Linked DNA regions of Homo sapiens: region 2 is linked to region 1. The links are chromatin loops, found by intact Hi-C in ENCODE. Cell type or tissue: Panc1. All regions are shown on one strand. Links, peaks and the distances in the headings refer to the core of each region. The heading gives the core; the rest is flanking DNA. Region 1 has its middle 12 kb from the start of KCNJ5. Region 2 has its middle 13 kb from the start of TP53AIP1.

Region 1 (14,976 bases), core at 909-3,408:
TGTGAAGATTTCCCTGGGGGTTGTCTGTGTATGATTCATTCATTTATTCATTTCAGTGAAGACTTATGGAGCACGTGCTTTGTGACCTCTGCAATGACAGGGACCCTGTTTGTCTTGTTCACCTCTGGGTGCCCCTTAGCAGTGCTAAGCACAGCATCTGCTACATAGGAGATGATCAATAAATATTTGTCAAATGAAAGAAAGGATATGGGGTAGGTTCTGCACTTAGAGAAAAATGACAAGACAAATACAGAACTTGCCTTCAAGGAGCTGAGAGTGTGGTGAGGCTGGTAGTCAGTTTGTGGTTAGTTTAGGTGGAGCTGAGATTATTGTGCAGTGCCACCCAACAGAACTTTTGCAATGAAGAAAATGCCTGATATCTTGTCTGTATAATGTGGCATTGTGGCTACTGCCTAGGTGTAATGTGGCTACTGTGAATAGGAAAGGGAATTTTAAATTTTAATTAATTTGCATTTAAGTAGGCACTATGGCTGGCAGCTACTGTATTGCACAGTCTAGGATTGGAGGCAGGGAGAGCGTTCGTGGGCTGGGCCCTAGTGCTGGCCTGAGGTGATAAGGCTGCAACAAGGCAAAGGAAGAAAGAGCCTTGGGACGGGTAGTGGGTTGCACAGTCTGGCGGCAACAGTGCCACCCCCTGGGATCATGTATGAAATGCGGAATCTCAGGCTCCACCCTCCACCTGCTCAAAGAGAATTTGCCTTTTAACAAGCTCTCCAGGTGACTATGCACACTGGGGCTTGGAAGAGCATGATGTAGAAGATGTGGCTGAGAAAGGGTCAACAGGAGCCCAAAGGAGAAGAGGAATGAAACTGGATGGCTTGGAGCTGAGCTGGGCTAAGCTCCCCTGAATCTCCAGAGGCACTGAGATCCCCTCCTCTGTGGACACCTTGACCCCTCCGCTTCCCTCTGATAGAGCGCCGATCACATGTGTTGGGGGTTCTGTGACCTGTCTCTCTCCTCTACCTGCAATCTACAAGTTCCTTAAGGGTGTAAACCTTGTTTTTTAAAACCCAAGTAAATGTTTATTGAATGCGTGCATGCCTGATGTCAGGAATGAGAAAATTAGCAGGAGTAGGTGACTGGGACGGGAGAGCTGCTGAGTTTGATTCTAGACATGCTGCATGCATGTCTAACTGAAGGTTGGTGAGAACTCCACTAATTGCAACTCCACTAATTGCAACTCCACAAAAAGTGGCAACTCCACTAATTGCCTAAGTGGAGTTGTCTGAGAAGAGGCAGGAATGGATGTCTGGTGATGACGGGGGAGTTGAGGATGGGGTGGAGATTTTGGAATGTCATCCGCAGAGAGGAGAAGACTGAAACTCTGAGAAATAATTTAGGTATCTGGAGGAGGGTGGAGAGAGAAGGAGAAGAGGCAAGAGCTGGGAACTATGCTCAGATCTGGGACAGAGGGAGAAGGATACAGAACAGGAGATAGAGGAGTGATCAGGATGGCTGGAGGTCAGCAAGGCTGGGGTGGCAGAATGACCTGGAAAGGAAGAGTGGCAAGAAAATTGAGTGGCCAGTGTGCCGGCGTCCCTCGTTAATAGAATATTTCTTTCATAGTATTTATCCCATGAAACCTGTGTGCAACACAGCAGAGGTCCAAAGTAGGTAAGTACAGATCCAGAAAAGTCATGGAAAATAGGGCCAATGGGAAAAAAAACCCCTAATCATTGACCAGGCCATCAAGCTGTCATTAGTGACTTTGCAGGATGTGTTAAAGAGGCCTCCTATTCATCTCACAACTCAAAACAGACATGCTCTCTGGGAAAGTGGCCTGATATTCATGTTGATGCCTTGACTTCTCCCAGTGCATAAGCTTCCCACTTGTCATTGGATGATCCCAAATTCACTGTTCCTTTAATGCCATTGAATTCTGACCATAGGGAGCACCAATGGTAGCTTCAGCTTCCCTGAAACAAGCTTCCCGTTCCTGAATTTCCTCTCACTCTTGAGTCCAGGCCCAGGTGCCTGAGAGAGGCATTTGCCACAGCTGGCCATACAGTTGACTTTATCGAGTCAACATCTGTTTCTAGAGGGCACAGCACTTAGCCCCAGGACTCAGCTTGGTGCCCAGCGCTGAGCTTCCAGTTATTGCACCGCTAGGGGCAAATGATGTTTTTCTTCCTATCCAGTGAAGTGGGCTCCTATTTGGCAAGGAAAGAAAATGAACAACTTTAATTCCTTCCTAACTTTTTTCATAACAACTCTCTTAATTCTGTTTTGTGGAAAACTCCATAGACATGCTGACCAGCAAGCACCTGCCCTGCCCCGGTGTGGTTTCCACAAGGGGGGCAACAGCACCATCTAGTGTTTGAAAGAGATTTCACACTAGGTAGAACACATGTATTTACTTACCTTGATCTTTAGTTTTTGTTTTATTAAGGTAATATATTGGCCGGGCACGGTGGCTCACTCCTGTAATCCCAGCACTTTGGGAGGTCGAGGCGGGCGGATCACGAGGTCAAGAGATCGAGACCATCCTGGCCAACCAACCCCGTCTCTACTAAAAATACACAAAATAGCTGGGCGTAGTGGCACATGCCTGTAGTCCCAGCTACTCGGGAGGCTGAGGCAGGAGAATCGCTTGAACCCGGGAGGTGGAGGTTGCAGTGAGCCGAGATCGTGCCACTGCACTCCAGCCTGGGTGACAGAGCGAGACTCCGTGTCAAAAAAAAAAAAGTGATATATGAAAGTAATATATTTGAAGCATCACATTTTTCTAAATAATTTGAAACAAAAGCAGTTGGGTTTCCTCTTTGACCATCTTCCAATCTGCAGAGGTCATCACTTTCATTTCTTTTGGCTATTTTTTCCCTTTGGTTTTTGTCTGTAAATGACACCCTTCTAGTAATACTTATAGATGCTTCCATCTTCAGAGACGACCTATGAACTTTCTACCACTGAAGATGGAAACGTGGCTCCCTTTCCTCCCCTGAACCCACCACGTGCTCACATACTTCCCATTTCTCGTCCAGCAAGGGAGCTGTGTCACAATTTTGGTTGGATGAATACTCAGTTTTAATATTTTTATGTCTATAAAGTTCTGTTTGTATGTAGCTGATCCATGCAGCAAACCAGATTGCTTTGTCTTTCCTGCACAACTCTTTTTCTTCTCTGGAGGGACTAATTAATTGTCTTGGTTTGGTTTGTGTAGTTGTGTTTGCTCTCATCGCCAATTTCTTTTTTCTTTTTTGGGGGGATGGAGTCTCGCTCTGTCACCCAGGCTGGAGTGCGATGGTGCGATCTTGGCTCACTGCAACCTCTGCCTCTTGGATTCAAGCAATTCTCCTGTCTCAGCTTCCTGAATAGCTGAGATTACAGGTGTGCGTTACGCGCCACCATGCCTGGTTAATTTTTGTATTTTGGATAGAGACAGGGTTTCCTCATGTTGGCCAGGCTGGTCTCAAACTCCTGACCTCAAGTGATTTGCCTTCTTCAGCTTCCCAAAGTGCTGAGATTACAGGCATGAGCCACCATGCCTGGCCTCATCACCAATTTCAATGCAAAAATTTCCACCTACCATTTCAATCTCCTCTCAAGATGTCCAGATGCACCAGAAGTCCTACTGATTCCATCTGGAGAAATCTCCCTGGTGCCTTCTGCTCCCTTTGGTCTGGCCTGGTTGCCCTCTCTGCCTAGCGCACAGCTGGCTTCCTGGCATCTCTGTTTGCTTTGCCTCACTCCCATATTGCATCCCCTGTTTCCTGAATCCCATGCGTGTTTCTTTCTTGGTTCACTCTCTTACTTTTTAGGAAGAACACGTCCTACCATTGCTTCCTAGGAAAGAGAGTGGGCAAGGTACAATTTTGAGATTCTGCATATCTGAGAATATCTCTATTCTATTCAATTGACAACTTGGGCAGGTGTAGAATTCTAAATGGGAAATTATTTTTCTTCGGTATGTTAGAGGGATTTCTTCTTCTTCCACATTTCAATTATATTGTTAGAAGCCCGAAGCAAGTTTCATTCCTGATCCTTTTGCGGGTCCTCTTTTTCCTTTCTGGAAACTAGCCAGATCTTCTCTTAGTGAGTAGTGGTGTGAAATTTCACAACGATGTGCCTTGGTGTGGGACTGTTTTCATCCACTGTACGGAACACTGGGTAGCCCTTTTAATCATCGCCTTTCCTTCTGGGTGAGTTTCTTGCGATGCCTCTTTGAGGATTTCCTCCTTCCTATTTTCTCTGTTTTCTCCTGGAATTCCTCTCACTTAGGTGTCAGATCTCAGAAGCCTCTCATTTCCTCATCTTTTTTCTCTACTTTCGTCTCTTTGTATTTTTGCAGTATGTTCTAGTAGATCTCCTCAACTTTTTTCTTTCAACCCTTCCATTGAGATTTTTATTTTTCTATCATATTTTAATTTCCGAGGGCTCCCCTTTTTTCTATTCCCTGAAGGATTTTTGGAGCATCCTCTTTATTTGAAGCGTTCTTCTCCCTGTACAGACCCTGTTTCCTCCAAGATGCCTTTTCATGCTTGTGTTTTTGCTCTGTCTTTCCTCAGATGCCTGGTAACCGGGCAAGAGGAGGCTCTGGGCCTGTGAACTTGACATCTGTCGGGTTCCCTGTAGGGTGTTCTGGCAGGCCATTTTGTTACAGGAACACTTGGTATCAGATTTTGCTTGCGGGAAAGTCAGATTCCTCAGGAAGAGCTCTTTCAATCTCCTGCTTGGAGGACTGAGTCCTGACCACCAGCCTTCTGAAACCAAGTTGAAGGAGAGAGCTGGGAGTCTTGACATCTAGTATGGATATGTTTACTTAGTCATCCTTTGAGGGGGTCTGATAAGCCCATCCTTAATGGTTCTGTGTGTTTTTCAGTCAAGAGACCCTTTGTTTTCCACTTTTGAGAGAACAAATCTCCAGGCTTCTGCCAGGAAGGGCTGGGAGAAGTCTCTTTTTTGGGCAGAGTCCGGGAGGGGAACAGGAGGTCTAACTAGGGTGCTTCCTGAATGGACTCTCAACCCATCTCCCCCTTCTTTTGGCTGCTTCCTTCACCCCCCACTTCCAGGGGTAGATAGGGTCATAGACATCTAAACCTTTTGGGAGTCTGAAGTGTCAATTGCACTGGTTCTTGGTTTGTTTTTTTTCTTGCACAAGTGTAGAATGCATCTGCTTTCTGGGTTTCAAGAAAGTTGCTATTGTTTCCTCTCCAGTTCTTGTCACCCTTCAGGGTTTATGCTTTTTTAAAAAAGCTGTTGTTTTATTGGGATTTTGGATGGGAGCAAAAGTAGAAGCATTTCTTTAACTTGCCATCTTTATGCTGAAGTCATTCATTCATTTTTAATCACCCATTCTGTAAACATTCTTGACCTTCTCCTATGCAGTAAGCTCTCCGGTAGATTCTGATGTGCACTGATGAAAAAGGCTGTGTTTACTGCCCCCATAGGCATATGTATTTTATGTGGTATCAGATAAATAAATAGCTATACAAGCTTAAATCTCAAGGGGACACTGCTAATGGTGATGGTTGGGTGTCTCCATGAGGGTCATCTGTCTTCCAAGAGACCCCGGAAGGTGATGTAGCTTAGACCATTTGCCGAGGTGCTCTTACAAGTTTAGACACCTAATTTCAAGCACAGCCATCTCCCGAGAACGCCCATCTCCACCGACTGAAGTTCAGCCTCCTGATATCTAGATGAAAATGTGAATTCGTTAATTAGCTGTGTGACTGTGCTGGGAGCCAAAATACACAAGATGGCACGATCAGCACATCTCTCCCTACAGGGGGGCTGGACAGGAAGCCAAATCTTGATTGAAGCATGGCTGGGTGAGTCTGGAATCCAACAAGGGCGTGAATTGTAGATGCCTTATGGCCATTTTTCGTGGCTCCTGAACAAGAAGTAAGGGCATGTTCACTGGACTGGACTGTGGGAGCCTGCTGAATGAGGCTTACCCTTCCTGGAAAGTGCCTGATTCATAGCCCTGCTGAGGCCTTTTTTTCCTTCGGGTACATCAGGTCACATTGGGGGAAGACACAAAGGAATTGGACTTTTTCTAGATGGGGTCAGACTCCCCCACCTGCCTCCAGCTGATCAAGCTGTCCCCCTGACACTCTGGCAAAGACAGATCTTACTGGGTCAGGGGACACTGTCCCTCACTAGATGCAGGCTCCAAGTGGGTCACCCCACATCTGTCTGTTGGTGGACACACCTGCTGGGGGAATTGAAGAATTGCATGAGGGGCCTGAGGAGCTCTAGAGGGTCACAGAAAAAGACCACCCTGCCTCACTTCACAGTAGCATCAGGGAACATGTATTGGACAGTTGTTCCCAGAGAATCCCTTTCCCCAGAGAACCTGGCAGTCCTTAGCCCCTGTGCCCTTTTGAAAAAAAGAAGCCAAGCCCCAGAGCTGTGGGGGTGGGGAGTAGCCAGGATGGGATCTTCCTCCTCTGTTAGGATTTGCAGGGCATGGCTTCTGCTTACTGAGCCAGGAAGGACAAGGCAGGACTGGGGTGTGGGTGGCACAGGTGGGCATGGGGAATAGGAATTGGGCATGAAAGTGCCCCATGTCACTTCTGCTCCAAGGCACCAGGGCAGGCCAAGAGCTTGGGCACTGGACTTGCCCGCTGCGTCCAGGGAAGAGGCAGCCTGGCCAGAGGTGGGCCACTCTGGGGGCCAGGGTACATGACCACCCAATTGAGCAGAGGCTTTGGTCGGGGAGCTGCTGTCCCCAGTCCCCCTACCTGCCCCCACCCTCCCACTCCATACCACCCTCCCCTTTCTGGTGTCCCCAGGCCCCTGACCCCGCCTGATCCTCGTGGCTGGTGGACATCACCAGAAGGGCCTCAGCTCTTTTATCCAGCAGCTCCACCTCCCGCAGGCTGGAGCCCTTCCCTGTGTGAGACTGTAGTTCCGAGGAGGCTGCAGTCCCCCCATGAAAGCCAGGGAGAGCAGCACAACAAACACTTAGGTTTTTTTGTAGGATTAAACATAGTTTTGTATTTTTTTAAAGGGGTTTACAGGAGAAGATTATTAACCTGACCAAGAGCCAGGAGGCCAGGGCCAGTCTCCGCCCTCCTCTTCAGCTGCCTTCTCATGCTAACGTGATCTCATAAGATACCGTCCACCAGAGCGCTGTGGGAAGGGCCACACAATGAAGGTCGCTATGGTGACTGTCCCCTAAGCAAGACCAACAGCACTTTACAGAGCAGAGTCCCTGTTGGGATTCTCTTGCCTGCGGGCAGGTACAGCCCTGCATCCTAGTACCAAGCCTAGGCCAGGCCTTCTGTGCTGTCTGATCTCCAAAGAGCATCCCAGCCACCCAGCCCCTCTATTTCCACAGCCCCTGCGGCCCTCAGGGTCCCTGGAGACAGCTGTCTCTACCCGCAGGTTACAGCCGGGGAAGGCTCGGCGTGGCCTCCGCTGTGCATTGGTAGAGGACTCAGAACTGACACTGGAACTTCCTCGTTCCTGGCTATATTTGACTTTAGTATTACACATAATAATAATAGCAAGCAATGATATTTTATATAGTATTTAGAAGCTGCAGGGCACATTCACACAACGTTGTATATGGCAAATAGAATTTGTCCCTTTTTCCAATGAGAAAGCGAATACGCAGAGAGATTATATAACCATTCAAGGTCAGGCTGCTGTGACATAGCAAAGGCGGACCTCAAGCCCAGATTTGCCGATCCAAGTTCAGTGTTTTTCCTACTACCCAAGCTCCCTGAGGCTGTCACCCTGAAGTGTGGGGCCCTTATTCTAAAGCACGTTTCCTTCCCCTGAATGGAATCTTCATGACATAGCCCCCAAGGCACCGCAGGCTCAGAAAGAGTGCAGGGACCCTGGCCAAAAGGCCAGTGAGACCCGCTCTTTGGAAGTTCTAGGACATTCTGGAGAGGCCTGGGGTTTGCAGTTGGTCCCGTAGGCCCTGGGCATGCAAAAAAGACTGTCCCACGGCATCAGCTGTGGGTGGATCTTTGAGCAGCATGGTAGGGAGTGGGGCAGATCACATCATCTAATGTGGCTGAAGGGCGTTGACTTCAAGGTCTCTGCACTGCTTTGTCTTTGCAGAAGCTGACGACTTCCAGAGCCTGGGCGAAGGTGCATGCCGAGTGTCTATCTGTGCAAGGGGAATTTGCTACCTACCCACCCCTGCCCACTTCCCCCCAGCATTCAGTGAGCACAGGGGCTGACCAGCTGGGAATGTGTGAACCTGCTTGTTTTGACTTCAGATGTTACAGGGACATGTGTGAGGCAACTGGGGATCTGGAACAAAGTGAGATGCTGAAGTATGGAACCGTAGAAAGACACAGGCCAGTGTGGACCACAATGTAAAGCTTGGGATCTCCCTTGAGCCCCTGGCTTTAGCTTGCCAAAGGGCCCCGGCATGGTTCTCTGGCCTCACTCCCTGCCAACTCCCCAGCCCAGATTTCCTTTCTCCACAGAGGAATGTGAGAAGCAGGGCCATCACCATCTGTTGCTTCTCTTGTCAGAGGTTCCAGCTTGAACTGCCTGCTCTGTGGGAATCTGACAGGTCTGGGCATGACTGAGGGGGTGGTGGGTGGTCCTCCCAGGGTCTACTGGCTGCCAGAGGAATTGTAGCCTCCAGTGAAGATCATCAGCCAGACCATCATAACCTGGTAACACCGTGGGTCTTCAGAGAGGAGGCGGAGAGGGTGGGTTATACACACAGTATAGGGGCCACTCAGCTTTGTCCTCAGCCCAACCCCCTGCAGATGTGGGTCTTGGTGTCTCTCCAGAAACAGAATGAAAGGTACCTCCCCTGCTCACTCTGCCAGAGATGGCACAGTACAGGCCTCCTGTGTGTTCTGGCAGCCCTGTGGAAGGCGCAGTGGGCTCTGTGGATCTGACACCTTGAGCACCTCATGCCTTGATCTTGAGTACGTGTGAGACCCCAGAGGGCACCTCTTGGAAAAGACTTTCTTGGGTCAGGGTGGTGACACTTTGCAGGGGAACAGGCATCCTGGACTAGCAGGTTGGGTGAGGCAAAGAAAAGGGAAGACACAATTTTAGTCATCCTTCATTCATTCTTTGGACAGGCATCACTCTTGGGAGCTCTGGAGTGTGAGGATCTTTGGGAGATACAATGTTGACTCGGAGGAGGTCCCTACTCTCCTCCTAGGACTTCAAGCCAGTAAAGGAGAAAGCCATGATCACAGATAAAAGCAACCTGAGAAGTAGCAACAAAGTCCTGCAAGAGTGCGAGAGTTAGGGGAGGAGGGCGTGACCGCTGACTTGGGGGTTGGAAGCCTTCATGGAGAAGGCTTTGGGAGGCTGCTGTCTCCCCTCTGCTTGCTGGGGACAGAGGTCAGGAAAGCAGTGAGGCCACATCTTCAGAATGAAAAGTAGAATTTCTGTGGTGAAGCCACCGTGGGGCTCTTGGCCTGTCTTCCTGCCCTATTTGTATTCATCAATCCAGCCTACCAGACAGCCATCTCTGCCACAGTGCTCAGACGACCTATATACACACCAGCCTTTCCCAGAGATTTATTTTTATATATTTACTCTTTAAGCTTCTAGTAAGTTGCCCACATTTTTTTTGGTAGACCTTATCAGGTTTTTTTTTTTTCCAAATGTGTCAAAAAGGAGAGAAATGTAAAAGGAAAAAAAAAAAGAGGAGGCACTCTCCAACCTGCCCTTGTGATTTCACCACCAAGCCCAGGCACTGGGGTGGAGACATTTTAGGTCTTCCCTGAGGTTTGCCAAGTTCCTCACCCCAATTCTTGAATGTTCGAAGACTGAGAGAGAGTATTTTGTCTTTATGATCTGCTTAGTATTTATGCTTCCATTGCACAGTGGAGGTGGAGTCTGGGATCTGAGCCCTGGTTCTCTATCTATCATCCGTGTTCTCTTGTGCAAGTTAACTGCCAACAAGCCATGAAGGTGCAGGCTGGGAGACACATGGGTTCTTTTTTTTTTTTTAGATGGAGTTTCACTTTTGTTGCCTTGTTGCCCAAGCTGGAGGGCAATGGCACCATCTCGGTCACTGCAACCTCCGCCTCCCGGTTCAAATGATTCTCCTGCCTCAGCCTCCTGATGTACGGGTTCTTTAGCACTTGTAAATGAAACAAGTCACTTCTAGCTCAATACAAATCACCCTATGAATTCTAAGGGGCATTAATAGGAGCATGATGTCTAGAATGAAGGAGGTGATGGTCCTATTTCACTGGAGCAGGTGGGAGCGCACCTCCAGAGGGCTGGGCCCCGAGGGCTAGGTGTGAAGAAGGTTCTTGCAGGCTGGAGTGTTTGGGCGGATGTTGTTGAGGCAGAAAGCACAGGAAATATGGGCAGGCCAGAGGTGACTTCTAAATTCCCTTCCAATGCAGGGAGTTTGTGAATCTATGAACCTTTCTTTTTCATTCCAGGAAGCAGCTGCTTGGGGAGTGGAGGTCCAAGGCTTTTCAGATTGCTGGTGTGGTACCTAGCTATGGAAACTACTGAGCAGTCAGGTTCACAGAGTTAGTGCTTGAGTGCAGCCTTGACCCCTGGTCTCACCACCGACAACACCAGGACCCCTTTAGGATGGGTGTTCAAGGCCCTCCAGGAGCACCTCTTGCTAAACCTCTGCTGCCTCATGCCTAAATACCTCTCTGCCTCCCTCACAGGCAAAAGAGATCCAGACGATAGAGTAACATCAAAGGTTCTGTGAACTGCAGGTGAACAGACGATCATCTTCACCTACGGGGCTCATCGCCGTTTCATTCCTGTGCTTCTCGGGAGGAAAGTTACCGCGGAGCAGCCCCTCAGCAGAGGAATCCGTGGTGGAAACCCAAGCGTCCTGGCTGCAGTCTCCTGGGAACTGGAGTGTGAATGCTTTCCTTCTGACGGCAGACAGCTGAGAACCTGCAGGGTTAAAAGTGCACAGTCCGGGAAGGTTCTGTTCCCAGGACAGCGCTATCGAGTCCACTGGGCGCTCCACGCGGTCTACCTAAAGGGAACAGCCTGCGGCGTCGGCACCCTATTCATCTCTAAGGGTGGGGAGATGGAAAAATACCGTGCTGCTTAGCATTGATGAAGCGCTTGCTTCAGGGAAACTGACTAGAATCTATTTAGTCTCCAGAGCATTTCTGAGAGGCAAGCAGGCCTCAGGGCACTGCAGAGGGACCACATCTTTTTCTAGAAAGCCTGGGAGAGAGCAGAATGAGGCCAAGCCTGAGGGCTTCTGGCTCCTTCTCTTCCTTGTGTAATGCCCTTTCTGACTGGTGTGAGTGTCAGGGCTCCGTGAATAACCTACTATGTGTCTCTGGGTGTGAAGTTTGGGCTATGGGATGTGTCTGCACAATATCCTAGAGAAGGAAACATTTTGTATCTGTCAAAAACCTACTAGGGATGTCAAAATATGAAACAATATTTGTAAATATGAAATTCTGGGGAAAACGTGGCAAAACTCCTCAAGATTGACAATAAGAAACAAAGAGAAGTGGTGAGCTTCCTCCTACAGAAAGGCCCCTGGCTCCTGCATTCCAAGAGCTGGTCCCTGCCCCAGAAGGAGGCCACAGGGCCTGTGTGGAGGGGTCTCCACAGTTAGGGAAGGATGAAAGGTCACCCTCCCCAGCACAGCAGATCCTGCCACCTTGTTCCCACCTGCCCTTCTGCCTTGTCTGCCAGCACATCTTCTTTTAAGCCCGGCTTTCTCCCCTTTACTCTCTGGCCTCCATGCTGCTTCTCCTTCCTCTACTCCCCACCTTCCATGACCACCTGCTGTAATTTTAATCTTTCTATAGTGTCCAGTCCAACAGCACCTTCTCTGTGAAGCTTCTCCAATTTTCCCAGCTGGACAGAACTTCTGTATATTCATAACCCTTCCTATGCATTTGTGCCTTATTATGTTTGTGACTGTCTTCTCTTCTATAAGAGATTCAACTCTTAAAGGGCAAGAGCCATGTTTTGTTTATCGTTGCAACTCCTAAAGTGCCTAGCATGCTGCCTTTTATTTAGTAAGGCCCTCAAAAAGCTTTGGATGAATTAAATGGAATCATCCAAATTTTCCCTGCATTCAATTCGATTTCTTTTTCAAAAAAAGGTCTTCAACCTGGAATTTCTCACTGAGTGAGATGCTTTCATCTGCAGTGGCAGGCAAGGTTTCAGAGGGAAAGCATTTTTATCTCTTGCATGTGGCTTTCTCAAAACCTTTCCCTTGTGAGAATATATAGCAATGTTCTTTCCTTCTTGTCATCTCAGTGGATTATCCAGTTCTCCTCTGTCACAAACACATTTGGATTTTACCATCACTCTTTCACCAGACAGGAGCTTTCAAGAAAATGAGGCCTCAAAGGTAGAAGAGCCTCTTCCAGCAGAGTCCCTCTGTCCTGTTCCATTTAGGAGCTGGAGGGCCTGTTAGGTGATGTGCCTTGCTACCAGTGGTGTCATCTGCATGGCTGCCCTTCCTCAATCAAAGAAGGGCATTCACAGGTCAGAATCTGTAGAGAGCAGTGGCCTGGGATGCCTTATGTATGGATGGGAAACAGCTTGTAGATTTGTGGCTGCATGAAGCAAAGATGCAACTCAGTCTCATTGTGTTTGAATACATGTCAGTGAGCTAGTTTTGCAAAACCCATGAGGCTGTGGTGATGAAGTCATGTATCAATGAGACTCGCCAGTGGACACTGCTTGGCTCTTCCTGTCTGACTCTTGCAGCTGCCAAGCATGTTTTCCACATCACTAAACAAGACCACCCCTCCCTTGGAGCTGGAGTCAAGGAGAGGAAATACTATCCACCAGAAAAAAATCACAACCACACCGTCCAACTATGAGCATTAGTCTTGGAGCTGCATTTCTGAAAAAAGTTCTCTGCCCTCAGCGAAATTTTTAGAGGGGCTTGTGGGAGAAAATAGGGGGAGATGCCAAAATGCAGATGATGGTGACAGTTGTACGCAGAGGATTCATCCCTTTCCCCCTACCCAAAAGTGGATGCTGGGAGAAGATACCCCCGAGTCACTCAGTGCTAGTTACTGTGCCATTCTTACTTGGGGTGTGTTGGGGTGTGGGGGGATGGCTACCACTCCCAGGGCTCCAGGAGCTGTGGTTCAGGTGAGCAACTGTGGTTCAGGGCAAATCAGATGCTCCTTCTGAATGGCATGGAGACCCATGGTCAGGGCAAGGCATAGAGATCCACCATCAGGGCGTTTGCTTCGTCTTGCCCCATTTCATTGTAAATTATTCAAAGATAAAAGGGACTGTGCCTTTAAAATTTATTTTTGTTAAAGTAATCTACATATAATGTTTAAAAAGGCTCTTGTTCACATTATCCCCTCTATATTCCTCTCCACACTCCCATGTAGCTAGATCAGAAATTTTATTAGATCAATACTCAATGTTGCATTCTGATAACTCTAATATTGTTCACAGCTCAACCAAGTTAGGGTATTATAAGTACATTTTCTCTCCTTTATAGTTGCTTGCATTTAGTGGAGTTAACAATGTTCTCCTTTTCTTATTTACATAGTTCTCTATATGTCTATCACTGATTCATCCTGAAAATCCCCTTCAGAACCATAAACACCCTCTTAACACATGTGGGCAACTCAGTCTGTCCCATTTTCCTGAGAGGTGGCCACCCCTCGGTGCTGGCTATTCTCAGGGCCAGCTGGGCAGATGTCCTGCAGGGTGGTCCTTCACCATCACCCAGGCAAGACTCTTTGCTTCTTGCCCGTGCAGGAGCCCCTGTGTCTGGGATTTCCTGTGTCCCATTATCTGGGATTCTTCCCTTTCTTTGGTGGCTGCATCTTCTAGTCATGTCCTAGGAAATGGTGTGGAAGAGGTAATTTGAACCTTGTGTATCTGAAATGGTCTTTATTCCACCTGCACATTTAATTGAGGGTTAGGCTAGGTATAGAATTATTTTCCCTCAACATTTCAATTTGAAAATACTCCACTGTTTTTCGTAGCATCCTGTGTGGCTTTGGGGATTCAAGTGCCCTTTTGGTGAACAATTGTTCATAATCATTGATGTGCAGTATATTTCTCTTGCTTTATCTCCAATGTTTTGAAGTTTCATGAGATTGCCTTGATGTGGTTTACATTTTTTGTTTGGGGTTCTTAGTGGGCTCTTTGAATTTGGAATCTTGTGGCCTTTCATTCTGAGAAACTAAAAAATGTATATATATCATTCTTCCATAATTTATCCCCTCTATTTTTTCAGTTCTTTCTTTCTGGAACTTGTAGTATTAGTCTGGGTCCTCCAGGAAGGAGATGCCAGGACAGGATGAAACATGAGAGGATTTTGTTAAGGGAGATGGTGGTGAGAGAGTGTGGGGAGGAATCTAAGGGAGGCTGGGGGCTGGGGCAGCAAGTCTGACCCCTGCGAAAGAGAGAGGGAGGGAGGGTTGGAGGGTGCACCTCGTAGGGGACAGCTGTCACGGAGCTGAAGCCCCATCAGAGAGCCTACCTCTTCCAAGAACTGGCCTGCCTTGGTGCTCTGCCTCACTCAGTGACTAGGAGCAGCCCACAGACTGTGTGCTTGGAGCAGAGGCTGTGGAGGGCCTCAGCAGCTGCAGCTGCAAGTTGGCCAGGTACATTCTCATGGCTGCCACCTCCTATCATCCTGTGATTGCTGACTCTCCTGCATGGATTCTATCCTTTCCTTATCTTTTCTCTCCTATTATTGTTCCTTAACAAAAACTATTGGGAGATTTTCTTAGCTTTGTTTTCAGATCATTTTATCTGCTCTAATATTTAAATTTCCAAGTGCTCTTTCTTGTTCTTGGAGTCTTTTTTTCTAGCGTCTTGTTTGACATCTATAATATCGTCTTTTCTCTCTGAAGGTAGGTAAGGGTTTTAGACATTTATTTTGCCCCCTGCTAGGCCTCTACTTACTCCAGGTTTCCTTTCTCTGTTTGCCTTGACCTTTCTTTTTCATGTTAAAGCCTTTCCTCAAATGTCTGATTACCCTTGGCTGCCCGTCATTTAAGAAAGCGCCACTAGTCAGCTCATCGGAAGCTGTGAGGGAGAGGGCTGCATTTGGTCCTGCCAGGTGGAGGAACACTCAGG
Region 2 (14,976 bases), core at 5,766-8,265, 71 kb before region 1:
CTATTTTTTGTTACTCTGAGGCTCTTGTTTTCTCCTAGCAAAGGGCTTGGATAGCTGAGTCTCAGGAAGGAGATGTTAGTGTATAAGATGCTCAGAAGGGAGAATGAAACCAAAGCTGTAAGACTTCACCCTTCATTTGACAGTCTGTGAGAAAGCGATGTGATTAGACGCAGTGGCATTTCTCCTGTTAATAACTGCAGAGTGTTTCTCCCCATAGGAGAATGCTAGGCTAGAAGACAGTTTGAGCATCCACAATTAAGAAACCAGAATATCATGTAGACAGCTTCAGCTGTCACTGAGTCATTTGCAATTCGTGTTCTTAATTCTCTAAAAAATTTTTGAAAAGCATCCTAGATTTCTCAGCCACTAGTTATGTTTTAAACTCGGCAAGTATTTCTCAAACTTCAGAATCCATTTAGAACACCTGGAGAGCTAAGCTAGTTAAGATTCTTGAGCAACCACCAGATGGTCTGATCCAGTGCGACTGGGATTGGACTTAGAATCTAGTTTTGGTGTCCACTCCATGTAATCCTGGTGCAGATGGCTGAGAAATACAGATCTAGGCAGCACATTTAATATGCTTGCAGAGGGAGCCGTCTCTTGTTCATTGAAGTTACCACCTTTTCCCATTCACACTTTGGTTCCCCTTCACTTCGGTGATAGGGTAACAGAAATGTATCCTTAATTTCTCTCTCCCCTTGGTATAAATATTAAGCCCCAGACTCAATAACAATGGCATGCAAAAATTAGAGCTAATTGAACTGAACAAACTATAGAAAATGCAGCATTCTTTAAAAAGGAGATAAAATACTGCTGGCTGAATACTCTAATGCCTCCTATTATATGCTTATATAATATTAAGACGACCTGAGACATTTGGTCTTGTTAGGGAAGTGTAGCTAATTCACATTTGCTTTTTGACAGCTAACTTTTTCAAATACTGCACTCTGGCTGGGTGTGATGGCTCATGCCTGTAATCCCAGCACTTTGGGAGGCCAAGGTGGGCGGATCACCTGAGGTCAGGAGTTCGAGACCACCCTGGCCAACATGGTGAAACCCTGTCTCTGCTAAAAATACAAAAACTAGCTGGGTGTGGTGGCACACCTGTACTCCCAGCTACTTGGGAGGCTGAGGCAGGAGAGTTGCTTGAACCCGGGAGGCAGAGGCTGCAGTGAGCTGAGTTCATGCCACTGCACTTCAGCCTGGGCAACAGAGGGAAACTGTCTCAAAAACAACAACAACAAACAAAAAAATCAAATACTGCACTCATGGAAAACAAATAGCTAGGACCAAGTGATGTTCCTTCTTTTCTCATCAAAACTTTTACAAGAACTATCGTCACATAATTAACTTAAGTTTTTTCATATTTTATCAATTCTGGGCAATGGTATAGCAATGTTTTTAACAGCAGTAACAAACTATGCTTACTATAGTGCCAGTTGTTGTGAGCCTTTTGTGTCTGTTAACTCATTTATTTCTCATAACCCATCAGTTTGTAGATGAAACCAAGGCTCAACCAAAGGTTCAACGCTCTGCCCAGTGGCATACAGTGAGTAATCCATGTGGAGCTGAAAGTCAAACCTGCACACACTGACTCAAAGCAGACTTGAGAGTTGGCTGGTTGAATCTGGACTGCTACTAACTCTAAAACCTCTACTGACCCACTAAACCCTCTAAAATTATTTCTAAAACTCTGATGAAGCCATGACTTCCTGATCTCTAAAGTGGGAATAATAGTACCTATGAAGGGTTGCCGTGAGGATTCAATTAGATAGTAGGTGTTTGTACAGGGCTCAGCAGGAGAGCAAGTGCCAAATAAAAGTTACCCAGAACTTTTACTTGGAAATAGCACAAGACCATGCAGCAATAGAAGGGAAGAGGGCTATATTGTGCTTGTATCATTAAGTATTTAACCACTTTCTATTGTATCATTAAGAATTTATTAAGGGTCAACCCTTCTGAAAAAATAACCGGAAAGTTCTCCCATGGTTGGATCTCGCAGGAAGAGAGCCCTGGCAGTTAAAATGGGACTTCACAGGGAATCCTATAGCGTGACGTAGTAGTGGAGAAGGTCCTTGCTTACCATGAAGTCCGAATAACAACCAAAAAGTCTTGTGTAATTATTCAGTGGAAACCATTATCCAGATAGCACCTATTATGACGACTGAACTGTGTCTACATTTCAGAACAATGTCTAGTGCTAGGTTATCTATTGCATCTGTCAACTTTCCAGTTCAGGGAAGTGGTCCAGGAACCTCTGTGAGCTTCACCTTCTCTTCTAGTGGATGGTGCCTTCTGCAGGTATCGCTTTCCTGTATTGCCCTAGTTACTCACAGGCTCATTCAATACACGAGATGGCAGGAGTAGAAGCAACATGGTGAATTTCTGCAAAAGAAGTAATGAGGGAAAGCAGGCCTGGTATTCTACAAAACAGTTGCTAAAGAGAGGGATTTGACTGGCTCTCCATTTCTGGATAGTAAAACTTGGTAAATAATGAAGTTTTGTTTTGTTTTTTTGAGACAAAGTCTTGCTCTGTCACCCAGCGTGGAGTGCAGTGGCACTATCTTGTCTCATTGCAACCTCTGCCTTCCAGGTTCAAGTGATTCTCCTGCCTCAGCATCCTAAGTAGCTGGGACTACAGATGTGCACCACCACACCCGGCTAACGTCTGTATTTTTAGTAGAGATGGGGTTTTGCCATGTTGGCCAGGCTGTTCTTGAACTCCTGACTTCAAGTGATCTGCCTGCCTCGGCCTCCCAAAGTGCTGGAATTACAGGTATGAGCCACTGGCTCTGGCCTCATTATTCTTAAACACATATATATTTTCCTGGTTCAAGATCAGTTAAAGCAAAATGCATTTCCAGAGAAAAGAGCATAGTAATTGCACTGATAGTAGCTAATATCATTAAAAATTTATTGATCAATTATCATGTACCAGGCTATCCTAAGTATTTTGCATATGTTAATATTAACTCATTCTTCCTAACAATTACGTGAGGTAACATTTTTTCTTTTATTGCCACTTTACAGGTAAATCAAAGCCTAGAAAGTTTTAAGTAATGTGCCTGAGTTTATATCTCTGAGGTTAAGTGGGGTGCAGGCCCAAGCTCTGTGACCCCAGAGCCTGCAGTTCTTACCACTGTTAGACTGTATGCCCACTGTGTATCCTCAAAGATCATGAATCCCTAACGTAGTTGTGCCTGCGAGGCTAGGGCACTGTGTTGTTGTTGATTTGCAGGGAACACAACTCCTCACATTAGTCAGGTTAGGCTAGGGTTATGCTGTAGTAACACAACCAAAATCTCAATGCCTTAGACATGAAAAGAGGTGTTTTTCCTGCTCAAGGCAAGCCTGCTGCAGGTCCAGGCAACTGTCCTGGGTAACAGTCCTCTGAGCAGCCATTGGCATCCCTTACCCCCATCACCTAAGACTGAACTCCTAGGATGGTGAGGCAAGGGAGGAGAACACTGGAGGAGCTTGCAGGGATAGTTAAAATGTGGTCCAGAAGTCACACATGTCGTTCCTGCTCACAACTCATCAGATAGAATGAGTCTGAAGGCCATGCCAGTACAAGCAAGGTGCGAGTTAAAGGCAGTAGACCCCCTGTCTGGAAGGAGAGCAGAGCTGGGAGCAGTGCACAGCATGGACATCTACCTCCCACTCCACTCTCGACTCAGGTTCTCCCATGACATCTGTCACTGACAAGGGCAGCAGCATGCGGAAGAAGAGTGCTCTAGCTTCCTGAAGCAGAGAGCGACAATTATAGCCCCCAAGACAAGCTCAAGGACTGGCAGTTTATAGGGCAAAAGAAATTGAGGGGCAGCATAGGTTGCCAGATGAGGTGTCACTCTTGAGACCTCATAATGGTAGCAGAAGGTTGGTCCTGCATCCACAAGCTTCTAACCATATATTGGAGAAGAAGAAGCTTCTGGAAATAAAGAGAGGGTGTGTCTTGTTCCAGCTGCAGAGATATGGAAGATATGCAAAGGGGCGGGGGGCTCCATGAATGCTGCTGGAAGTCAAGTACAGCCACCCTCCCTCTGCCTTGTACTGCCGCCTCATCAGCCTCCTTGTCCTCCCGTAAACATGCCAAGTCCACTTCCACCTCAGCCTTCGTGCTGACTGACACTCCTCCCCCTGGGGTGCATAGGCCCCAGGTATCTATGTGGTTCGCTCCCGCACTTCAAGTCTTTGCTCAAACACCACCCCCTTAGAGAAGACTTTCCTTGACCATCCTATCTCATGTAGCATGTCACTACTCTTACCCCATTACTTGCTTTATGTTATTTATTTTTTATCTATAGTTTCTCTGGAATGTGAACTCCAAGAGGACAAGAGCTTTGTCTTGCTCATTTAAATCCTAGTGCCTGAAATAACACTATAGCATAATATGTGCACCAACCTTTCCTGAAGGAGTGAGCTGATGGGTCCCTAGTATCCATGTGCAGGTGTGACTTTCAGCTCCACATGGATTACTCACTGTGTGCCACTGGGCAGAGCGTTTAACCTTTGTATGCCTTGGTTTCATCTACAAACTGATGGGTCGTGAGAAATAAATGAGTTAACAGATGCAAAAACTCACAACAACTGGCACTATAGTAAGCATAGTTCATTACTGCTGTTAAAAACATTGCTATACCGTTGCCCAGAATAAGACACGAAAAAACTTAAGCTATTTATATGATAGTTCTTGTAAAAGGCAGGGGCTGGGAACCCCTTTGTACTGGGTGTTGAAATATAACAGGACATCTTACTTCAGTAGCAAGGATGAATCCCATCATTTGTTTGGTTTACTTTCATATGTTACAAGCACCGGGACTACTGGTGTTGGTTGCTGGTCACAGAAGCAAAGACAAGTAGGCTTACATGATCTAAAATTCAACTGCCAGATGACTAAACACTGGTAGAAGTAGTCATAAAAGGAGAGCAGTTTTGAGCAGTGCTTGGAAAGTAGGGAAGGGGGTTACTTGCAGGAGAGGAAGGGTGATGTTCTAGGTGTCTGGGAAAGACTTTCTTCCCGTACTCACATCTACCCTACAAAGCATCTTAGGGTGTGGAACTGAGAAGGTGTAATGGGAACTCTCTTCCAGGCCGTAGCAACTTCGGAAGAGAAGGAACAATGAAGGTTTGGATCGTTTTCAACAAGCATGTAGAATCTATGTACTAAGAGATAGTAAAATCTAGGAAAACTTGAGTTCCTGAATGATCTGCTTCTCTAAGTTACGTGAGTTTTAGAGAAGACAACAGTGATGTTACCTACACCCTATAAAGTTACTGGACTCCCAATACCCCATATGCCCTTGAATCCCAGGAGCCACAATAACCCTCTGAAAGGAGTGGCCATGACGGAATTTCACAGTTGCCTGGTCCTGCAATAGAGACGCCCCCCTTCCTGGGTGTTCCTCTCGGTACCACTTTGCAAGTATTTTACTTTGATTATGGTGGGAGATGGTTCTGTTCCTGCCAGTGTTTTGTAATTATTAGGTTCCTAAAGGCTATACTGGCTCTCTTATTTTTACGACCCTTCTCCTAAAAAGCTAAAACATGCAGGAGTAGCTTCCTTGAGGCTAGGAAAAAGTATCCAACATTGGACTCAAAAAATACTTTGCTACACTAATCACAGATGTAGGTTCCAGAACAATGTCCTCTCCCACTCTTGGGTCATCTCCTTGGCTTTCTGGTATGATTGCCTCTTGCAACGAGTGGCACCTTTGGTTCCCCACCTTAGAGAATGTGACTGACTGCTAGTCCAAAGCCATCCATATTGTCCAGTGAGGCACCTGACGAGCTCCTTTGGCACCTCTCGAGCTCCTCAGCAGCACATGCAGCTAACCTATAACTCATGTGGCAGTGAAAGAGAGGAGGCTTGGGAGGGAAAGGAAAAGCATGAGAGCCAGCCCAAGTATATGCAGGGCTCACAGAAGAAAAGGACTTAGGCTTGTTCTGATGGACCTTAAGCGGTGGAAGCGATCAGAGATGGGTGACCATCAAGCAAAGGTGGTGTTGGGGGATGGAGACACGGAATGGGTAATTGGAGCAAACCTGGAAGTCCCTCCCAACCCTGAGGTTGTGTGATGTTTGTGGAGCCGTAAGGAGATGTCCTGTGCCGCCTGGAGGGGAGCTGCCTGCCCAGCTGCCCAGTGCACGCAACTCCTCCCCTCTGGGGCACCGTTCTCCCCTCTCGCTCCTCTTGGCACCTGCCCCTCCGAAGACTTCCGGGAGCCTTAAATTAAATCCAAATGGTTCAGTTTGGCCTGTGAGATCTGCCTCTCTGATTTCATCTCCTCTTCCAGGTTCCTGTGCAAGCTGTGCCCTCTGCCTTGAGTGCTTTTCCTAGCCAGGCAAGGCTGCTCCTCCTCCCTGTCTTGCGTCAGAGGCCTGCCTTGATGACCCAGTTTGGTGTAGTCACTTGATCACATCACCCTCTTCATTTTCCAAACAGAACTTCTCATTCAGAAGTATTTTTACTTATTGGTTTATCTATTAATTGTCTCTATCCCTTCGCTAGCTCATAAGCTCCATGAGAGCTTGACACATGGCATGCACTCACCTATGTTTGCTTATTAAATACATACACACATACATAAAGCTAAGAAAGGAAGGGGTTGCTGGAAACAGTCACTTTAACAAACTTTATTATTTTGCCTAAACTCAGCCTTTGGAAAGGAAAGGAATGTCCTTTGTAACCACAAGGAGTCCCTTCATGTGTGGAGACTCAACATGCCTACTGCATAGAAATTGGTATTTTTAAGAAGCCACCAGATGGTGCTAGTGACACGCTTTTTACTCACCAGTGTTCCTGTTGATTGGAAAGATTCACTGAGCTTCCTGGTAAGATAGATATGGGATGGAATAGGTGACTCGGTGTGATTCTTCCTCATCTCTTGATCCCACTTTTACAAAGGTAGTTTTAAGGGCAGTGACCAGGCAGCAAATGCTGGACGCTGATCAGGATAGCTGATACGCTGCTTTTTTTTTTTTTTTTTTTTTTTTTTTTTTTTTGGAAGTTGCCCTGAAAAAAAGAAGGGTAAGATGAACAGGTTGGATAAAAATCAGAAGAACTCAAGCGGTGGTTTGCTTTCATTATGGGAGTCCATGATTTCTAAGGATGATTTCATGCTTTTAAATTCTCAAGTGTTGTTTATTGCCATTTTTAGAAAATGGTAGGAAGCATCTAGACCCTGGCTTTTTAGTTTCAGATGCTAAGTCCAGGCAGGGCTTCAGAGCCCCAGCAGAGTTTCCAAACCTGGAGGCTTCCGCGTCCCACACAGAGCTTTTCAAAAATACAGACTCCCAGGCTTGCGCCACCAAACCGTCGTCTCTTCGTGGGCCCTGGAACCTGTATTGCCAACAGAATTTCCCAGGTGATTCCATTTCATCTGCACATTAGGAGCCACTGTTCCTGGGGAAGATTGATCCCTCCAGTCTCCCTTCTAGGACCTGCCACTTCTGCTCACTGGTTCTGGGCTTGAACGTGGCCCCAGTCAGAATCATCCAAGTTTCACTTCATGGAACTTCAGTGTTAATGGGAATCTCTCCAACCCCACCCCTCCCCGAGAAGGTGGCATGATCTCATAGGTTTACAAAATAAGGGATTAAACTGGTTTGCTTTGAACTGCATCATTTCTTAGATATCCACACGACACCATAGTACTTTCTCAGAGGAAGTATACAGCAGGGATCCCATAGTACTTTCTCAGAGGAAGTATACAGCAGGGATCAAGGAACACTTTATTCACAGAGCAACTCTTCAGAACAATTTCAGGGGGCAGGCACAGTGGCTCACACCTATAATCCCCACACATTGAGAGGCCGAGGTGGGTGGATCACCTGAGGTCTGGAGTTCGAGACCAGCCTGACCAACATGGGAAACCCTGTCTCTACTAAAAATATAAAAATTAGCCATGCATGATGGAGGGTGCCTGTAATCCCAGCTACTCAGGAGGCAGAGGCAGGAGAATTGCTTGAACCTGGGAGGAGGAGGTTGCAGTGAGCCAAGATAGTGCCATTGCACTCCAGCCTGTGTGACAAGAGCGAAACTCCATCTAAAAAACAAAACAAACAAAAAACAAAACATTTCAGGATACATCATTTAGTTAAAAATAACCTGGACTAAGTGTCAGAAATTTTTGGTTTTAGTCATAGCTTCTTTATTAAGAACTATGTGACTCTTCTATTTATACCTGCTGGATTCCACATGGAATTGAGGAAGCTGACCATGTGACCTTGGTAAGTTACTTCTTTTCAAAGCCTCTACCGCTCTATCTGTAAAATGGGGATAGAAACTGTGTCATGACTCCCACAGGGCTGTTGAGGGACGCATCAAGTAACCTACGAGAAAATGCTCTGAGAAGAGTGAAATACCGCACAGTGGAAGGTAAGGCCATGGCCAGTGGGATGTGAGAATTAGTCCAAAGTGCCATAGAATTGAAGATTTTCACACCATCACAGCTGCCATCTGTAGCACAGCTTTTCTGTAATGAAAATAATGCAAGTAATTAGTTTTAAAAGTCAAATCGAATCACAAGGCTTATGATAAAACAGCAGTTCCCATTTCTCACTTTCTATTGCTCAGAGACAAACTTTTCAAACTCTTTTGGATGTTTCTTCTGGTATTTACCACCCTATGTCTAGACAATATGCTAGTTCTAGATTTTTCCGTGTTAGACGATCTGTACCGACTTCCTAATAAGGAGGAAGAGGATAACACTCTTCACTAATGCAGGCCACTGCCCTCCGCAGCCCGCCAACACACACAGGCTTCCCCATCCCCATTTTCCTATGCTAGTTAGTCCAGAACCCTTTAATCAATAGTATTTGTTGTGTGCCAGTTCCTCCATCCTCAGCCTCTGCTGTGGAAGTGTACATTTCCGCCCAATATCGGGGATCTGTTTCTTCGTGTTCTTTTTCTTAGAGGCAGGTAAGAGAGCTCTCTCCTGGAGTGCTTGCTGATGCTTCACCCTCCTGCCAAATCTAGAGTAGCTCTTCTCTGGGCCTGAGTCACAGCTGGTATAACTGTGGGGTTCCCTTTTCCTCTCTGGAGAGGAATCCCTGGTTTCCTGGATCCCATTTTCCTCTGTCTTATGCCATTCTCTCTTTATAGTGGGAAAAGGTGCAAGGGAAGTAATTTTTGTAACCTTTCATGTCTGAACATACCTTTTTACCCCGCTGGTCTTATATTCTTTGATGGTTTGGCTTAATACAGAATCCTAGTCTGAAAATCATTTTCCCGCATAATTTTGATGATACTCCTTTTTGTCTTCTGCAGCAAATCTAGCTGTGGAGAAGTCTGATGCCATTCTGTTTCTTGATCCTCACATGTGAACTATTTTCCCTTTGGAAACTCTTAAATCTCTTTTTTCCTGGTGTTTCTGTGTTTTAATGATGATGTTTCTTTGCGTGGGTCTTTTTGCACTAATAGTGCTGGGCAGTGGCCCCTTCAATCGGTCTCCAGTTTGGGGATTTACAGAATTCTTTCCTTGGTATTTTCTTCTCAGCCTTCTGAACATCAGCTTAATTGGATGCTGGAACCTCGTGGGCCACTGAACCTATATTGATCCTCAATTTCTCTTATCCTTTCTTTCCTTTTGTCCATGTCTGACATTTTGTTTTACTTTCTGGGATATTTACTCATTTATGAAACAACCCTGATGTGGAATTTGTTTACATCTTCTATATTTTTAATTTCCAAGAATTCGTTCTTGATCTTGGGATGCTCTTTTCTATATTCTTGTTTTGTTTGATGGATCCAGGCAGCACCTTCCTCTCTGAGATATGAGAGGGAATTATTACTATTATTTTGTACCCTGCATTTTTTCCCCTTAATTTCCTTTGCATCTGTTTTTGTTCCTCTTCCGTATGTCAGAAACTTTCCTCATGTCTGACAATCAGTGGCTACCAATTCAAATTTGAATTATATGCCCATGTGCATGCACACGCGCACACACACACACGCACACACATGCACACACATGCACACGCATGCACACACGCACATGCACACACATACACTCGCACCCACGCATGCACCACACACGCACATGCATGCACAGATGCACACGTACACCTGCACGCGCACCCACACACACTGTCGCACCCATGCATGCACCACACACGCACATGCATGCACAGATGCACACACACCTCACACACAAGCACGCACACATGCTCATGCACACACAAGCACACACACACACGCACACACACACACAGCTGACTGGAAGGTGTGTTGAGCAGGCAAGCCTGGTTAGCTAGTGAAGCGCCGTGGTAGGGAGAATAATGGCCCCCAAAGATGTCTATGTTCTAATGCTCAGAACCTATGAATAGGTTATGTGGCAGAGAGAGGAATCAAGGCTGCAAATCAGTTCATTTTAAAATAGGAAGATTATTCATGGGCCCAATGTAATCACAAGGGTTCCTAAAAGTGGAAGAGGGAGGCAGAAAAAGACAGAGAAGGAGATGTGAACTGGGATCCAGGTCAAAGTGTTGAAGGACTCCACTTGCTGTTGCTGGCTTTGAAGATGTGGAAAGACTGCCATGAGCCCAGGAATGTGGGCTGCCTCTAGAAAGTGGGAAAGGCAAGAAAATAAATTCTCCCCTAGACAGTACAGAAAGGAACACAGCCAGCAGACAACCTGATTTTAGCCCAGTGAGACTCATGTTATACTTACGAAGTTTAGAATCGCAAAACAATAAACATGTGTTTTTAAAACCACTAGGTTTGTTACAGCAGCTATGAAAAACTAATACATTTGCAGGTTAGGGACCCACAAGTATTACAGCTAAGGAGGGAGGGAGGGTCAAAGCAGCCAGGAAAAGGTGCTTGAGACCTCAGCTAGGGAGAAGAGCAAGAACTCCCTGGACTTCAGCAGATTTCATGGCTAGGTCCACCGTGTCTGCTGTGTCTGTCTGCAGAGTTCCACTGCCTTCTCAACAGCCCAAAGGGCATTCCCTTGGAGAAGAATTTGGGGGTTCAGATTCTAATCCTGAACGTACTTCTTTCTCCAGTAATTTTTTCAGGGTTTACCTCAGGCCTCAGGCTCTGCAGAAAAATAACAAGAAACCTTTAGAATCCACATGCATTCTGTCTCTTGGTCTGTTTCTATGAGTTTGGGTGGAGATTGATCCACCTGATTGAGGCCTCAGCAGAACATCATCCGATTTCCCTGTGCTTCTTAAGGGTTTGGATTAGGGAACAGAGTTTGCCGGCTTTTTCATCTTGAATCACTTATGGGTGGATATAAATGACTATATGTATTTCTAACATTTTGTCTTTTTAAAATTAATTTTTAAATTAAAAAACCAAATAACTAGAAGCAATTTGCATAGTTGTTAAACTATAAAGCATAAGTAACTGAATACTACGAAGTTATGACTCAATTTAAAACAAGCACATTAGCTAAAACAATTGAAGTTCTTTGTGTGTTTTTCCAACAGCTCATCTTTCTAACCCCTCCCACAACCCAGTATTTATCCTTTTTTTTCCAGTTTCACTCTTTTTTATAAAAACTTTTGTATTGTAGAATATAATATGTTGAGAAAGTGCCAAGTAAGGCTTATTCCAAAGTGAGTACGCATGTGGCCATCATCCAGATCAACAGAAACATTCTCGCACCCAGAAAACCCTTTGCATTGCCCTTTCCATTTCCTTCGCTAATTTAATTTAACATACTCTCTTCTGTATTTTACATTGTTTTATCTTTCCATGTTTTCTTCTGGGTATTTTTCATCAGTCTATAAGTTCAGTGAGTTGCCTGTTACTCATTTTTTCAGTGCTTGTCTTGTCTCTTAATTTCAAGGAGTGCTTTGCCTAAGAATATGTAAGGAAAGATAGGCATCTTTTGTTCATTTCATGTGTTGTGTAAGTATCTTCTCCCAGTCTGTGGCTGATCTTTTCACTCTCTTAGTGATGTCTTTCAAGGAATAAAGTCTTAACTTTAAAATATTTAGATTTATCCAATTTTTCCTTTATAGCTGGTCTATCTTTGAACTTCCACTTCGGATCATTTCCTTCTGCATGGATAACATCTTTTAGAATGTCCTTTAGTATGGGTCTGCTATTAATGAATTCTTTTAGTTTCTGTTTATTTGAAAATGTTTCTATTTTATTTTTATTTTATTTTATTTTATTTTATTTCTTGGAGACAGGGTCTCACTCTGTGGCCCAGGCTGGAGTGCAGTGGCACAATCTCGGCTCACTGCAACTTCCTCCACCTGGGTTCAAGCGATTCTCCTGCCTCAACCTAGCTAGTACTACAGATGTGCACCACCATGTCCGGCCAACCTTTGTATGTTTAGTAGAGATGGGGTTTCACCATGTTGGTGAGGCTGGTCTTGAATTCCTGACCTCAGGTGATCTGCCTCCCTCGGCTTCCCAAAGTGCTGGGATTACAGGTGCGAACCACTGTGCCTGGCCAAAAGTGTTTCTATTTTGAATTCATTCTTGAAGGTCATTTTCATCAGGTACAGGCTGGCTCTTATTTTCTTTCTATTGTCTTCTAACTTCTGTTGTTTCTGTTGAGAAGTCAGATTTAAGTCTAATTGTTACTCTTTGGAAGGTAATTGTTTTTTGTTTGTTTTTTTACTCCCTCAAGCTGCATTTAAGATTTTCTCTTTGTCTCTGTTTTTTGTTATTTAGCATTTTTACTATAATGTGTATAGATATGGAGGTGATACATATATGTATGAATTTAAATATATATATATTTTAAATGTTTTTGGCTTAGAGTTGTAGAACTTCTTAAATACGTGGCTTAATATTTTTCAGCATTTTTGTAAAGTTCTCAGCCATTCTCTTTAGATTTTGTCTCTGCTTCATTTTCATTCTCCTTTCCTGGAATTCCAAGTATAGGTATGTTGGATTCTCTTACTATATCCTCTCTATCTCTTACTCTTGTTAAAAGGAAGAACTTTTGATATATTTCACAGAGTTTAACTGAGCAAAGAATGATTTGCTTAGTTGTGAATTGGGCAGCCCTCAGAACGTGAGGAGGTTCAGGGAGCTCACTCTGCAATGTCAGCAGGGAATCTTTATAGACAGAAAATCCCAAGTGAGTTACAGTAACAGTTTGATTGCTGATGGCTTGGCACTTGCTTTATTTGAACGCGGCCTGATCACTTGGCTGCCTGTGACTGGCTGAAGGTTGGCTGCTGTTATTGGCTGACACCCAGCTGTTTGTTATGAAATACTCCTAAGTTAGTTGCAAGTTTGTTTACATACTAAGTTAGGTTGCAATTTTTTTATGTAGGGACTTAAGAAAGGAGTCAGCCTCAGCCCAAATTTAATTTAATTTAACATTCTGTCTCCTGTATTTTGTCTCTCCATGCTTCATTCTGGGTGTTTTTCATCACTCTATAAGTTCTATAACTATTTTTAGATTTATTGATTTATTGATTCATTTTAGACGGAGTCTTGCTTTGTTGCCAGGCGGGAGTGCAATGGCACAATCTCTGCTCACTGTAACCTCCGCCTCCTGGGTTCAAGCGATTCTCCTGCCTCAGCCTCCTGAGTAGCTGGGCGTGTGCCACCACGCCCAGCTAACTTTTGTATCTTTAGTAGAGACGGGGTTTCACCGTGTTGGCCAGGATGGTCTCGATCTCTTGACCTCGTGATCCACCCACCTCAGCTTCCCAAAGTGCTGGGATTACAGGCGTGAGCCACTGCACCCGGCCACATCCATTGAGTTTTAAAAGTATAATCAGTTTTTCAGTTCTGAAATATTCTTTTTTTACATATATAGTTCCAGTTCTCTGCCAAAATTCTCAATACTGTCTTTTGTCATCTTAAACATGTATACGTGGATGTTTATTTTTATTTTTGTTTTTTTGAGACAGAGTTTTGTTCTTGTTGCCCACACTGGAGTGCAATGGCATGGTCTCGGCTCTCTGTAACCTCTGCCTCTCAGGTTCAAGCGATTCTCCTGTCTCAGCTTCCCGAGTAGCTGGGATTACAGGTGCCTGCCACCACGGCCAGCTACTTTTTTTGCATTTTTAGTAGAGATGGGGTTTCTCCATGTTGGCCAGGCTGGTCTGGAACTCCTGAACTCAGATGATCCGCCTGCCTTGGCCTCCCAAAGTGCTGAGATTACAGGCGTGAGCCACCGCACCCAGCCACATAGATGTTTTAAAGTCCATGTCCAATAGCTCCTATTTTTTGAGTCCTTGTAAGCCTGTTTGTATTGCCTGTTTTCTCTTAGCTCATTTCCTTTTCTTATTGTGTGCCTGTTATTCCTCATTGTGTGCTGAACATTATTTTTGAAACATTGTTTATTAAAGCAATTTGAGGGCTAGGGTAATATCACCTTCCTCCAGAGAGGATTTCAGCTTGCTTCTGCCATGCATCTCAGGATGCATAACACTGGGAGTTACGCATAGGATGACTCCAAGCTATCCTTGGAAATACCCTCTTCCAATTTCAGAGGTACAGGATAACTCTTGGAGTTACCCTCCTCCAATTTCAGAGATTGAGATAGCTTAAGGCTGAACTGCAGTTGCCTTGAAAGGAGTCTTCTTCTGTTCAGTTTGCTCCTAGGGTGCAGCTTTTCCATGATCTCAACCCAAAAGGAAGAGGGTTCATCAGGCCACCAGCCACACACAGGCTCACCCTACACCAGGGGCCTCTGCACTCCAAGGCAGGTGCACTCAGCCCCGCAGGCAACCACCCGCCTTTCATCCAGCTCCTCTAGAATCCACACAGGCCTCGGGTGGAAAAGTGGTCCTGGCTGCTGGCTCTTCTCCCTGGGCCTCTGGTCTCACTCCTAGATCTTTCCCTACTAATTCATCATTATCTTGTTACCACACTAATGAGCTAATAATGCCTTCAAGAGCAATTTTTAGAAGACCTTATCTACCTCTTTAATTTCTTCTCAGATGGAAGGTTGTTCTAAATTGCTGAATTCTGCACGATCAGGAGCAGAAGTTCTCTTGGGACTTTCAGCAAAAGGGCTCTGACCACTAGCATTTATTCTTTAACACTTA

What was found. Peaks named below come from ENCODE experiments on the same cell type or tissue, not always from the same donor. Only the 100,000 strongest peaks of a DNase experiment are listed, where the experiment ranks them.
Region 2: it touches region 1 in a loop (11-fold over the local background); 107 of 110 quality-filtered maps call a loop at or near these places.

What each region holds. Positions count from the first base shown.
Region 1 is chr11:128,872,250-128,887,225 of GRCh38, reverse strand. No RefSeq gene overlaps it. Among named protein-coding and RNA genes, the nearest start is that of KCNJ5, 12 kb to the left of the region's middle. RefSeq lists an enhancer at 14,584-14,976. In Panc1, for the core only: CTCF peaks have their summits at 2,111 and 2,328 (motif pointing left); a DNase peak (open chromatin) is centred at 2,345.
Region 2 is chr11:128,948,429-128,963,404 of GRCh38, reverse strand. No RefSeq gene overlaps it. Among named protein-coding and RNA genes, the nearest start is that of TP53AIP1, 13 kb to the right of the region's middle. In Panc1, for the core only: CTCF peaks have their summits at 6,552 and 6,758 (motif pointing right); a DNase peak (open chromatin) is centred at 6,764; H3K27ac peaks cover 832 bases.